Regions from separate parts of the Homo sapiens genome. Here region 1 is linked to region 2. The links are chromatin contacts, found by Hi-C or POLR2A ChIA-PET in ENCODE. All regions are on one chromosome and are shown on one strand. The core of a region is the stretch at or near the end of the contact, and the rest is flanking DNA. Distances in the headings are between cores, read along the strand shown.

What was found. Hi-C counts contacts between places; a loop is a spot of excess contacts on that map. ChIA-PET counts read pairs that join two places held with the same protein, here RNA polymerase II (POLR2A). Pooled maps may share reads with other maps.
Region 1: a loop to region 2 is called in a map of heart left ventricle, with 4 times the contacts of the local background. The contact joins two enhancer-like sites. A Hi-C loop is called at or near these places in 1 of 168 maps with a recorded cell type or tissue (heart left ventricle), 1 of 37 single-sample maps with no recorded cell type and 1 of 50 pooled maps. POLR2A ChIA-PET finds 5 or more read pairs at or near these places in 2 of 52 experiments (A673 and Panc1).

What each region holds. Positions count from the first base shown.
Region 1 is chr15:93,478,490-93,484,577 of GRCh38, forward strand. No RefSeq gene overlaps it. Among named protein-coding and RNA genes, the nearest start is that of LINC02207, 380 kb to the right of the region's middle. Within about 2 kb of position 1,427, at least 2 of the 41 ENCODE cell types and tissues checked have a DNase peak (open chromatin) inside an H3K27ac peak, as active enhancers do.
Region 2 is chr15:93,414,649-93,421,471 of GRCh38, forward strand. No RefSeq gene overlaps it. Among named protein-coding and RNA genes, the nearest start is that of RGMA, 330 kb to the left of the region's middle. Within about 2 kb of position 2,688, at least 3 of the 41 ENCODE cell types and tissues checked have a DNase peak (open chromatin) inside an H3K27ac peak, as active enhancers do.

The DNA of each region.
Region 1 (6,088 bases), core at 177-2,676, 63 kb after region 2:
ATTCGACAGTTGCGGAGACTCTATATGTAGGTCTGGCCCTGGACTAAGCACAGGCGTAAATAAGACTATTCCTGTCCTCAAGACCCTACCCATTTACCAGGGGAGAGAAACATCTAAGCAATTATAATACAGTGCCGCCCAGTATTGTCATGTTTGCCCAAGATGCAGGGGAACGTCCGGGGGAAGGGCAACAATAAACAGGGAAGAATTTGGAAAGGAGTTGGTGGTGGAGCTCAGTGGTATAAACCAGTAGGTGTTGGAAGCTGAGAGAGGAGTTTTAGGCAGGGCAGAGCAGAGACAATGTTTGAAGACAGGGAGAGCACAATACGTCCGGCAAAGTGCAATAGGAAGAGAGTATGTCTGGCGTGGAGGGTGTTACGGAGGTAGGGCAGGAGCAAGACAAAAATGTGGGTAGAGACAGACCAGGATAAGTCTTCTGGGAGCCTGGAGTTCTCTTTCAAGGGATGAGCAGCAGTCGGGGACCCATGGATTCAGGTTGGTATTTTAGAAAGAGCCTGCTGGTACCAGGGTGGAGGTGGATTGGAGGGTAGTGAGCCTGGAGGCGGGAATAAAGTGGAAAAGTCCAGTCTGGTCCCAGCATCCCAGGTGTGAGCCACGTGGCCTTCGGTAGGTCTGTTGCTATGACGTCAGGGGCATGCTGTAATCTGAGAGCACTTGATGGAATGCATTCTCTTACTTAAAGACTGGCTGGACCAATTATTTATTAACCATACAGGTGGCTTTTCTGTATACCTTGACTCTGACACTCACTCTTCCCAGCTCTCAAGTCCAGAGAAAACAAACTAGTTATTGAGACTGTTCCTGGCACTAGTGATATAGTTGTGAATGAAATGGACAAAAGTCCCTTCCCTTGAGGAGCTTCCATTCTACCGGCGAGACAGAACATAAACAATCGTACACATTAAATGACATTAAATGATAGGCAGCAATGAAGGCTCTGGTGAAAAATAAACATCGGGAAAGGGGCTTGCAATTTACAATAGGGAGCCAGTAAAGCCGCAATGAGGTGCTATTTTAACAAATTTGACCCCGGAGGGACCTTCACTTCAAGGGCTAAGTTGTTTAAAGGGAGGGCAAGTGTGGTCCAATTGTGCTTGCAGAGGATCTCTGGACCTTAATGGGGCCACGAGCTATGCTTGCTGTCCCTGGAGGGGGCAGCCAGGCTGACCACAGAAAATCTGTGATGGAAGGAGGGTCTAATAAACACTCTCTGTTTCTCAGCTTGGAGCTGATCTTAAATATTCAAAGCAACTCACCACTCCCTTCTCCTGTTGGCCCCCAGTTTATTTGCTGAAAAGAAAAAAAAGTTCAGCTCAGCTGTAGCATCTGTTTTCTAGTGAAGTCCTTGCTTCTTACTCAATTTTCCAGCTGGTTTGACTTATCAGTACACAAGCAGGTCACCTGACTGGCTCAGGGCCACACAGTGAGCAAAAGATTCCACCAAAACAGGAACCCAACCTTATTTTTATTATTATTTTTTTATATTGCACAGTTTCTGGGAGTTCCACAGTTGTGGCAGATGGGATGCTAATCACATTCACGGAAAATGTATGCAAGGAACTTCAGTGCAGAACTCTGCATCTGGCTCGAGGACTCTGTATGACTCGACTTCCCTAGTGGAAGGGGGAAAGCAGAGAAACACCCTCCTCCATCCATTAAAAGGCCATTTTGCACATGACTTGAAGACTCCCCAGTTGGAGGCCCTCGTTCCAGTGCAGCTGCATTTTGGGTTGCATCCTCTTCAAAGCCCACACCCCAAGGTGTGGCCTTGCCCAGTTAATTTATTTTTTCTTTCCCCACTTCCCTTCTTCTCATCCCTGTTCCTCCTGCCGCCGGGCAATTTCAAGTTCATAAGCAAGCTGCTACAGTGTTAGGGACTTTCTGGGTAGAAATGGCATGCGGTTGCTGGTGAAATCTTACCAGTATTTGCGGTGAGGTTGAGATTGACACAGGTTTAGAAAATATAAAAATCACCTATGGGCCCTCTCATTTGTGATTCTCCTTTTTGTTTGCAGTAACCTTTGGGTTAAGTCTTTCAAGCTAATCCATTCAGCTTCAGTCCTTTAACCCTTTGATGTTTGTTATCTATTTAAGCTACAAGAACCTTATCTTCAAATGAAGATTAATGTGAAAACAAACTGGTTGTGGCTTTCACAGAAGTTCCATTGGATCCAAAGCCCCTGCCCAACAGGCTTCTCCTGTCCCCTCTCCACACATCCCCTTTGTGACTCAGGGCCTGTGGAACCTTAGGCAAAGGTCTTTAACTCTCTGAGCCTCAGTGTTCTCATCTGTCATTTGGGCACAATTATATGCACCTCTTGGGGTGTTGGTGGGGATGAATGAAATGGTACATACCCAGTGACTTGCACACTGAATGGTCAATTAGTCTTTTCTTCTTGACTCATTCTGAGGTGGGTTCTAAGTGGCCATCTTGATTTTTTGTCAATACTACTGCTTAAGTGAATCCCTGGAGTCATAGTCTGAAACCCTAAGTATACCCTTCCCAATTCCCTACTTTACCAGACTAAGCCCTTCACTCAGGTAGTTCATTTCTTATTTTTATTATTTTCCCTGTCTTTCTAGGTACCCCCAGGGTTTCCTTCCTGGCTCCCTTCTCTAACCTCATTCAGTCACCAATGTAAAGTTTTCCTTTTTATTTTGAGAATGTCAAACATGTAAAGGTAGAATAGTCCAGAGTGAATATTACAGTGGACACTATATATCCATCAACTGGAATTAACAACTATTGACAGTATTAACATTCATTATCGTATATTCTTCATCTTTTTTTGCTAAAATATTTTAGAGCAAATCTAAACAATTATGAATTTCATTGATAGTTTTTCATGTACATATATATCACTAAAAAATAAGAACATCTTAAATATTCACAGTAACTTAATCATACTGTACAAAATAAAAACCCAAGAATTTATTAATGTCATCTACCACCCAGTCCATATTCAATGTCTTTTCATACATGGTTTGTTAGAATCAGAATCCGAATAAAGCCCATACGTTAGCTTTGGTTCTTTCAATCGCCAATTCCGCCCTTCCCCAGTTTATTCTGCCATGACAAGTCGTGATCACTGGGTTTATACTCTCCTCTTTTTTTTTTTTTTTAATTTTACTTTAAGTTTTAGGGTACATGTGCACAACGTGCAGGTTAGTTACATATGTATACATGCGCCATGTTGGTGTGCTGCACCCATTGACTCGTCATTTAACATTAGGTATTGGGAGGAGTCAAAAGGCAAGGTCAAAGGTTAAAGATCGTCTCTGTCTTGACAGGTATTTTGATGGCTCTCCATTGCGTATTTGTAAGTGTCTAAACCCTTCCATTTACACTTTAACACATCAACTTTTCATTCTTTTACAGAAGAGACACTTTGTTGCAGGGACTTTCTGAGGACCATGATGAGAAGAACTAAGATGGTGTATGTGCAATGCTTAACCCTACCCAGTACACAGAACATACTCAAAAAGTTTATGGATTCTTTTTTTTTTTTTTGAGACGGAGTCTCTCTCTGTCCCCCAGGCTGGAGTGCAGTGGCGCCATCTCGGCGCACTGCAAGCTCCGCGTCCTGGGTTCACGCCATTCTCCTGCCTCAGCCTCCCGAGTAGCTGGGACTACAGGCGCCCACCACCACGCCCGGCTAATTTTTTGTATTTTTAGTAGAGAGGGGGTTTCACCGTGTTAGCCAGGATGGTCTCGATCTCCTGACCTAGTGATCCACCGGCCTCAGCCTCCCAAAGTGCTGGGATTACAGGCATGAGCCACCACACCCGGCCAAGTTTATGGATTCTTAATTGGTAGTGATCATTATGATCATTGCATCTTAGAAAGCGGGTCTTTGGGTCAGCGGACTTACACTGGAAATCTGCATTTTCTCCTCGTCATCAAGCATGTTACTGAAGGAGCATCTCTGAGTCTCCCTTTCATCAGTGATGAAGTGAGAGTGATATGATCTCTTAGCACTTTGAGAAAGAGAGATGCTGTGGATAAAACACATATAGCATTACTGGACACAAAATAGGCCTTCAACAAATGGTAGTATATATACCACATACGTAAAATACATATCATCCATGACCACCCGTCTTATTTCTCTCTCTCTGTCTGTCCCTCCCTCCCTAGCTTTATCTTCCCTGTCTTTCAATTCCTGCTGCATGTGGATAGGACTCTAAATACATTTCAGTGTATACATGGTATAATGGAAAGAATCTTTGTTGAGTATTCTAGGTCTGAACTCATCTTTTAGTAGTAATCTACCCTCAGGCAATTCATGCTACTTGCTTGAGCGCAGTTTATTCACTTGTGAAACAGGAATAATTGTGTCTGTTCTGAGACCCTTACAAGGTGAGTGTGATGCTCACGTAGGTGCCACAGGGTGAGAGGGCTTTGAGACGGTGAAAGCGCCAACTGACAGGCTAAGTCCGAAGTACACTGAGAGGGCTTTAAAGAAACGAATACAAATTCCAATGACATGAAGTAATTCATAAGCATTGTCTTTTAAAAAAAATCATGTTCATCTTCTCTGGTTTACTTGGTTTTCTTTGCCATTGAATTATTCCACCAGGATTTGCTCTCTTTTGAGGATCAAGAGCCACAGAATGCTAAAGGGAGGCAGAGTCTCGGAGGTCCCCTGTGAAGTGGGAAATCACCTGGATGCAGTGGGGCCCTTCAAGTGCATCACCAAAAAAAACCATCCCAGAAGGTAGGGAACAGAAAGCCTCAAATACCAAATTAAGATGTTCTCATCAGACAGCTTAATAAACTAGTTTAAAACACACAGAAGTAAGGGGAAAGAGATGAAGACTAACACACCTGGGGTAGGGTACAGGCAGGGTTGAAAGGGCCAGACTCCAGTCTTGTATTACAGGGGTCCCCAACCCCCCAGCCATAGACTGGTACTGGTACCAGTCCGTGGCCTGTTTGGAACTGGGCCACACAGCAGGAGGTGAGTGGTGGGCGGACGAGCAAGCAAAGCTTCATCTGTATTTACAGCCAGTCCCCAGAGCTCACATGACCCCTGAGCTCCACCTCCTGTCAGATCAATGGTGGCATTAGGTTCTCATAGGAGCAGGAACCTATGATAATTGTGAACTGCACGTGTGAGGGATCTAGGCTGTGTGCTCCTTATGAGAATCTAATGCCTGATGATCTTCACCCTCTCCCATCACCCTTGGATTGGACTGTCTAGTTGCAAGAACACAAGCTCAGGGCTCCCACTGATTCTATATTATGGTGAGTTGTATAATTATTTCATTATATATTACAATACAATAATAATAGAAATAAAATGCACAATAAATGTAATGCGCTTGGATCATCCTGAAACTATCACCCTGCCACCCCAGTCCTTGGAAAAATTGTCAAATTGTCTTCCACGAAACCAGTCCGTGCTGCCAAAAAGGTTGAGGACCACTGCTGTGTTAGACGATATGTATAGCCCCCCACCCCCTTTCTCTGTGTCTGTCTCTCACTCTCACACTCTGACACTGGGGTTATGAAGAGGACAAGATTTAATAACAAGGGGGCCAACAGATGGAAGGTACCTGAGGCAGACACACGCATTTGTTTTTGTGAGCCATGGAGACAGGTGTGCTTGGTCCCAGCCGCAGCTTGCCAGTGAGCCGGCTGGCTTTTATCTGTGTTTCAGGCCAATGATCCTCAACCTTTTTGGCACCAGGGACCAGTTTCATGGAAGACAATTTTTCCATGAATCAAGGGTGGGGTAGGATTCAGTGCATTACATTTATTGTATACTTTATTTCTATTATTACATTTTAATATATAATGAAATAATTATACAACTCCTCATAATGTAGAATCAATGCCCTGAACTTGTTTTCCTGCAAATAGATAGTTCCTCTGGAGGTGATGGGAGACAGTGACAAATCATCAGGCATTAGATTCTCATAAGGCACACGCAACCTAGATTCCTCGCGTGCGCAGTTCACAGGAGGATTTGTGCTCCTATGAGAATCTAATGCTGCGGCTGATCTAACAGGAGACGGGGCTCAGGGGGTTAATGCTTGCTTGCTCACTGCTCACCTTCTGCTG
Region 2 (6,823 bases), core at 1,438-3,937:
ACTGTCACAGGTGAGCTCCCTGTCTCGGAGTGCCTCTTCTTGGTTACACCATGTAGGTCGCGTCCCTACCAAGGGATCCTGCTTTCCTGTTCTCCGTTGATTGGACACGGGTTGGACATTTGATCCTGGGTTGGGGTAAGGAATCTATTGGATGGCCACAGCTGTGCCATTCCTCATTGAAGAGTTTGAGAGACTGTGGTTAGACTGCTGTGCTCTGTCGTCTGCTAGGGCAGAGGTGACCTCCCCAAGATTGCAAATGTGGAGAAAAGAGCCTTGAAAAGTTACAAATCCTCTGAGAAGAAGGAAATGAAGCTCTGGACAAAGGGGACCCGAGAGAAGACCTGCAGGCCCAGAGAGGCAGAGGAGAGAGAGATGGAGAGTCTGTGACTGCCTTTCCAGTTTCTGTTCTCTGTTCTGTGATAGTCTACTTTCTGCAGAAAAGAAAGCCTTCTTTTGAGAATTCTAGTCTGGCTGATTTTCTGTTTTCTTTTTATACAATTGCACGAAGGCTCCCCAAGTCGTCAAGTTTCCCTTGCTTGGCATGTTATCCTCATACACAGAATCCTCTCTGTGTGCTAGTGGGATTGCCCATCCCAGATCCTAAGGCATTCATAGTCCCGGCAGGGACCTCCCTGCAGAGAGCTCCTTTGCCTACTAGCACCCAGTTTCATTTGAGAAACATCATCAGCTGACAGATCCTTTGCGTGACCATTGCAAGCTGTGAAGAGGAGGCAGTGCTGTCTCAGATGGGGTCTTCTTCCTGTTTCTCCTTCCTTCTAGAAAGATGAGGCATATGTGTAAGACTGCAGTCAGCAGGGGCCACCAGAGAATCTTCCACTTGAATGGCCGGTGATGCTTTCCCAAAGTTTGTGCTGCTGAGCAGGAGGAGGCCTGGTTTGCTGGGCAGAGAGGGTGGCAAGAACAGGAACTAACAGAGAGGGTGGCAACAACAGAACAGTTGCAGATCCAGGAGCTGGGATCAAGAGGCTCCTGTGGGGGCTGTTTCCAATCATTGGGGAATGAATGTGGGGAGGGAGATGGCTTCCCAAATCAGATACACTACATTTCTCATAAGAGCAGCTTGTAAGGCTTTGTCCCATGTTCAGGGGCGGCTGCGAAGGCCTCTTGGGTGGCAGCCTCATTGTGACTGATGGCTGCATGTGGGGAGAGAAGGGGAGACTGGCCTTGGCATCCAGGCTGTGGAAGGGGAAGGGAGGAGAGAGCTGTTTCTGGAATTGGAGTGAGGAGGAAGGTAGAGGAAGAAAGCCATACGGTTTGGAGGGCCTAGGGCTCCTTGAAAAGGACTTCTAGGCCAGCCCCAGCAGGGACTTGTGGAGTAGGATTACAGAACATGTATGTGTCCTGGTGAGGAGGGCAGAAGCCTGAAGCTTCCCGGAGGCTTAGAGGGAGCACAGCAAGAGGAATCCTGAAATGAGAGTGGAAGAACTGGGGACTGTGAGGCCAGAGAAGGCACGCAGGGAGCTGGGTCTTTGAACTTTCTAGTTCTAGTGTCAGGATTCTGAAATACAGTAAGGTTGGACTCACATCTTTATTACTTGGGCCTAATTAAGAAAAAAGAAAAAGCAACAAAAGAAAATGGCAGAAAACATTTATGACCTTCAAGGATCTGTGATGCCTGCCCTGACACACACCCTTGAACCCTGGGCAGGAACCATCACTCGTACATCACAATGACTTGGATTTGATATCTTCAAATTTTAATCCAAGCAAAGCCATGAAAGCCTTTGCTTTCTTAAAAGAGGCCGACTTTTCCCTAGTTCCATTTGAATTTACTTTTTAAGCCCTCTTTTCAGAGCTAGAAATAAATTTCTTGTAAATTTCTGCATAAACACGCCTGTCCCCATTTCAACAGGGTTCTGTAGTTGACAGTGCTTTAGTGAACTAGTTCTCACAAAACATGTGCAACGCAAACTTCATTTCGTTCCAGTCCTTTGTGCAAAAAGATAATTGCCAGTTGTATGCTGTTTGTTTTGTATTCTCAGAAAAGAAAAAGGGAACCAAAGGGAAACTTTTCAAATATTTTTCACTGTTAAATCTAAATTCCCTATCTCTCTTTTAAAAAAAAATCTATATAAATACATGGGGTACAAGCGTAATTTTGTTACACTCATAGATTGTGTAGTGGTGAAGTCAGGGCTTCTGGGATATGCCTCACCCAAATAACATACATGGTGCCCATTAAGTAGAAATTCTCTCTTTATTGAAAATATTCTAATCAGCCAAAACTTTAAGACTTGTGTATAAACATTTGTGTAGCTCATAACAAATAGCAAAGAAATTTAGGAAAGGAATCATAATTCCTAAAACCTCACCGCCGTTCCCTCTGGGTGGCAGTTTCTTTAAACTACCCTCTAACTCTATGAGGGAAAGTATTGCCTACCTGGCTTGGGTTGGCCGCTACCAGATGGATAGATTTTCTGTGCCTGCCTCTTCACAATGAGATTTGTGAACTACTTGGGGGCAGGGACTGTTCTCAGACCCACTTCTCATCTCTGTACCTGGCCCATAATGAGTACTCAATAGATGTTGGTGGAATGAAACTGCTTTGTAAATCCTACAAGTTTTAGGTTTGAAGCTCTGATTTCTTGCTTCAGAGCATAGACATTTTAAATTATGACGTTCTGGTGTGAAGAACAGCATCTGGCCCTGGCCATCAGGCACGCCACTGACAAACCTCCACGTTGGAAGAAACGCCCATGGAAGGAGGCCAGGCCGAGCTCCCACAGGGAAGCAATCTCAGAGTCTGGGTGTTGGACTAGAGGGGAACCCAGAGATCATCCAGCACTGCCCCTTCAAATCCTCTAATTTACCTTGAAAGAAAAGAATTTCTGTGATTTTCAGATATACTTTTTTTCCCCGAAGATACTCTGGAAAAAATAAAACCTTGAATATAACCTGGAGCTTTTTGTACCCTACGACTGAAAAATGACTCAGAGAAAGACCCCGGCTGGAGAGTTCCTTCTTTCTCACACTCTTTGTGGTACACGTATGGCTTCATTGCCTCCCTTACTTCAGGGAATGAAAAGAGAGATGGGATCTCTGTGCATGTGTCATCAGGTCCTTAGGGGACCAGTAGATTCCTTCCTTTAGCTTCTCTGCAGATAAAACCAATCCTTAGAGACCCGAAGCAGAGCTCTTTGGAGAAAGCAGCAGGGGCTCCTTCCTGGAAGTGCCCCATGGGATCCTCCCTGGAAAGAACCCAGAGTGCAAAGGCTGCGAGCCGTGCCCCTCCCGGGGCAGGCTGGGAGGCCTCAAGCTGAGTGCTGATTTGCTGCTGACACCAGCAGCGGCTTCTGCTGCTTACTTTGAGGCCTTCTGGAAATTTGCTTGGAAATACTTCTGTAAAGCTCTCCCTCCCAGGGGCAGAAGGAAGGCTCTCACTGTGGAGTGTTATGTGCTGAGATGTTACAGGTGAGACACTCAGCATCAGACCACAGCAGCTCAGGCTTGACAAAAGGACCAACATATCATCAAAGTCAACTTCACAGGAAAAGATTCAGAGGGCCCTCCCATCCCATGATATTTTGCTCTAGAAAGAGCAGGTCACGAATGACAGAGCAGGGGTTGGGTGCATCAGCCCTAGGGGTTTTGAACTCATCCAAAAAGGGTAACTTCTTCCAGGCCATTTCATTCTGCCTCTACTTCCCCATACCATTCCTGCCCCACCTGCAACTGCCAAATAGCGGCTCCATCAATGACCTGGTTCCTGGGATGCCCTGGACCGGGAGATTGTTTCAGAGTTGGGTGGTCAGGGAGCCATGATGGGCCCAGAAAGACAGTAGAGAGCCAGGACTAGCCAGCAGAGTGGGGCTGACTTCCTGGGAGAGTAGAGGCTGGCAGGGCCTCTGGGGAGGGGTGGTGATGTTGGCATTAGAGCAAATCACGCCAGTGGATCAGCTCTGGGAAGGGTGAATGAGGCCTTGTTTGTGCGCCTGAAATATCAAAGCCAAGGATGGAGAAGTTCTTTTTGATTCCATCACCCTTAAGGCAGAAAGGGACCACTGATAAGCCACAAGCAATCTTCACACATCTCCTGTGGTTTGTCTGTGTCCCCGCCCACATCTCATCTTGAATTGTAATCCCCATAATCACCATGTGTTGTGGGAGGGATCCGGCGGGAGGTAATTGAATGAAGGGGGCTGCTTCCCCCATACTGTTCTTGTGATGGTGAGTGAGTTCTCACAAGATCTGATGGTTTTATAAGCATCTGGCATTTCCCCTGCTGGTACTCGTTCTCTCTCCTGCTGTCCTGTGAAGAGGTCCTTCTGCCATGATTGTTAAGTTTCTTGTGGCCGCCCCCCCGCCACAGCCATGCGGAACTGTGAGTCAATTAAACCTCTTTTCTTTATAAATTACCCAGTCTCAGGTATTCCTTCTTAGCAGCGTGAGAAGGGAGTAATATACCATCTCTCTGCTAGAACATGTCTGGAAGGGAGATAAAGATATTTATGTGTTCAGTTTTACAATTATATTGTTTGTGCACACACACACACACACATACATATACCTAGGATAAGGTTCTCGTACTTTTCAAAATTTAAAATGGTACCTATTCCATAGACTATGCTTAGAAAACAAGTGCTTGATTTACTAAACTAAGCCCAGGGAAGGTTTTAACAATTGATAGTGGTAAGTAAGTGCCCTTGTCCCTTACTAATTCTAAATTTTACCTACTTGTCTGACAAGCAGTTTGAATTGTCTGAAGGCCCTTTGTGAATTCCCAAAACTGGGCATGTGTTTGGTTGTTTGTGGTTGACAGTGTGAGGAGTAAAAAAGGTTTCCCTAGAGCGTCTGTGGGGTTTCTTTCAATATGACATGTAGAAGAATGTAGCATTTAGATGTGAGAAATTACTCAAAACAGACTCCATTCATAACTAAAATGCTTGTTGTGCCCTGGGTTGCGCGCGCGCGCGCACACACACACACACACACACACACACACACACACGTGTTTTGAAAGAAGAGTGGGAAGGAAGCAGAAAATTAAGAATAGCCTTTAAGAAGACACAGGTGGCTCCAGGCGGGAAGTGCTGCTGCTGTGATGCCCCCGGAAATGCTGTCCTGCCAACACTGAGGGTCTTTTGGGCCAGTGGGCCTCATGGGGTCCTCTGCCTGGCAGGGGGAAGGTGGGCAAAGGCTGGTGCCCAGGTCTGTGCAGGCTACTGTGCTTGTTTTGGGGAGAGGGGCCGTGCCAGCTCCACCCGGGAGCAGGATCCACCCTTCTGTTTCTTTGCCACGTGCAGGCTTCTCCCTGCCCATTCTCTTCTCAGCAGAGCTGCCACATGGATCCTGGGCTCATCCTCCATTAGCCCTTCAATCTTGTAAATGACAAGGAAAAGAGAATAGGTGGGTGGAAATGAGATTCAGAGAGGACAGCTATGGAGAGGGATGTGGCCTCAGCCCTGTGCACACCTAGCCTGTCCTCCCTGAGGCTCTGCTGGGAGCAAAACCTCCCTACACAGCAGAGCAGCCAGACTCCTGGAAGTCTCCACAGAGCGTGGTTGCAGGTGCAGAGGGGCCCCTCAAATCAGTTCAAATTCTATATATTTTAAAACAAGGCAGAGAACATTGTCACACTGCAGCAGCATCACAGCTGAGTCCAGTTCATTTTGGTCTCCCATCCAAGTACTAACCAGGCCCAACCCTGCTTAGCTTCTGAGATCAGATGAGAGATCACCATGAACCCTCTTAGAGGGATCCCACAAGAAGTTCCTGGGTTGAGAGGATCTATGACCTAGAAGCTTGATGCATGCATGATTCATGGAATCTTCATTTCCTTGGGATAGTGTTGCTTCTAGTGGGTGCAGGCTGGAGGAAGAGAGTTGAGTGTTAAGAGGGAAAGAAGTGCAGCTGGCTGGATTTAGGTGAGGCTGTCAGAAGCTCAGAGGAGAGGGACAGTGATATGCCTCACACTGGGCTGCGTGAGGCCAGGGGCAGGGGAACCACTGGAGAGCTTGTCATGGCGGAAGTTGGAGCCGGGCTTTCCTGAGACGCTCTGGCAGGTGACAGGGTTGGAGGCATTTTGAGGGGGGGGGTGTGTGAGTAGACTGGTAAGTGGGAGCCAGCGGGGGGGACCCAGGGGTAGGAGCAGCTTGTTCACAAGCTGACATGTCTGTACTTCTTGGATTCTCTTTTCCAAACCATTGGTAATCCCCTCTCCTCCCTTTCGAACCCATTTTGATATGGCTTGAATAGTGTTCTCACGTTCTGTTCTGTAGTCTGGAGTGGCTAGAGCATCAGTTCTGTGATACATCTGACAATTCTGCCTTCTAGATACATTTCACCATCATTTTTTCAAGTTCTATAATGTACATGTGCATTAATCAGTATTGCATATCCAAATACTCCTTGGGTGACTTTATATCATTATCATTTACTTCATGACCTCTCCAATTATTCTTTTATTTTTCCTTCTATGATTTTGATAATTTCCGTGCTTTAAGTAAATCACTTCAGTCTGAAGATTGGTAAATTATCTAGTATTTAATAGCCTTAGTTGCAAACTCAGGGTGGAACCCTTTTGATATATTATCCAACTACTTCATAAGCATACAGGCATGGATTTTGGGGGGCTAATTTATCTGACTTTCATTTTCTTATCAAATAGTGGTTCCAAACATTGTTATTTAGAGAGAAGCATGTTGTGAGACAAGCTAGAAAGTGGTTTCTAGTCTCTATTCTGTCTCTCCCTTTTGACAAGCCATGTAACCATTGTAAGCCTTAGCTCTTCTACAAAAGGAGGTAATATTCATCTCTTTTACATCCATATGTAGATTTGGTTAGGAGAATTGTGCACACATAC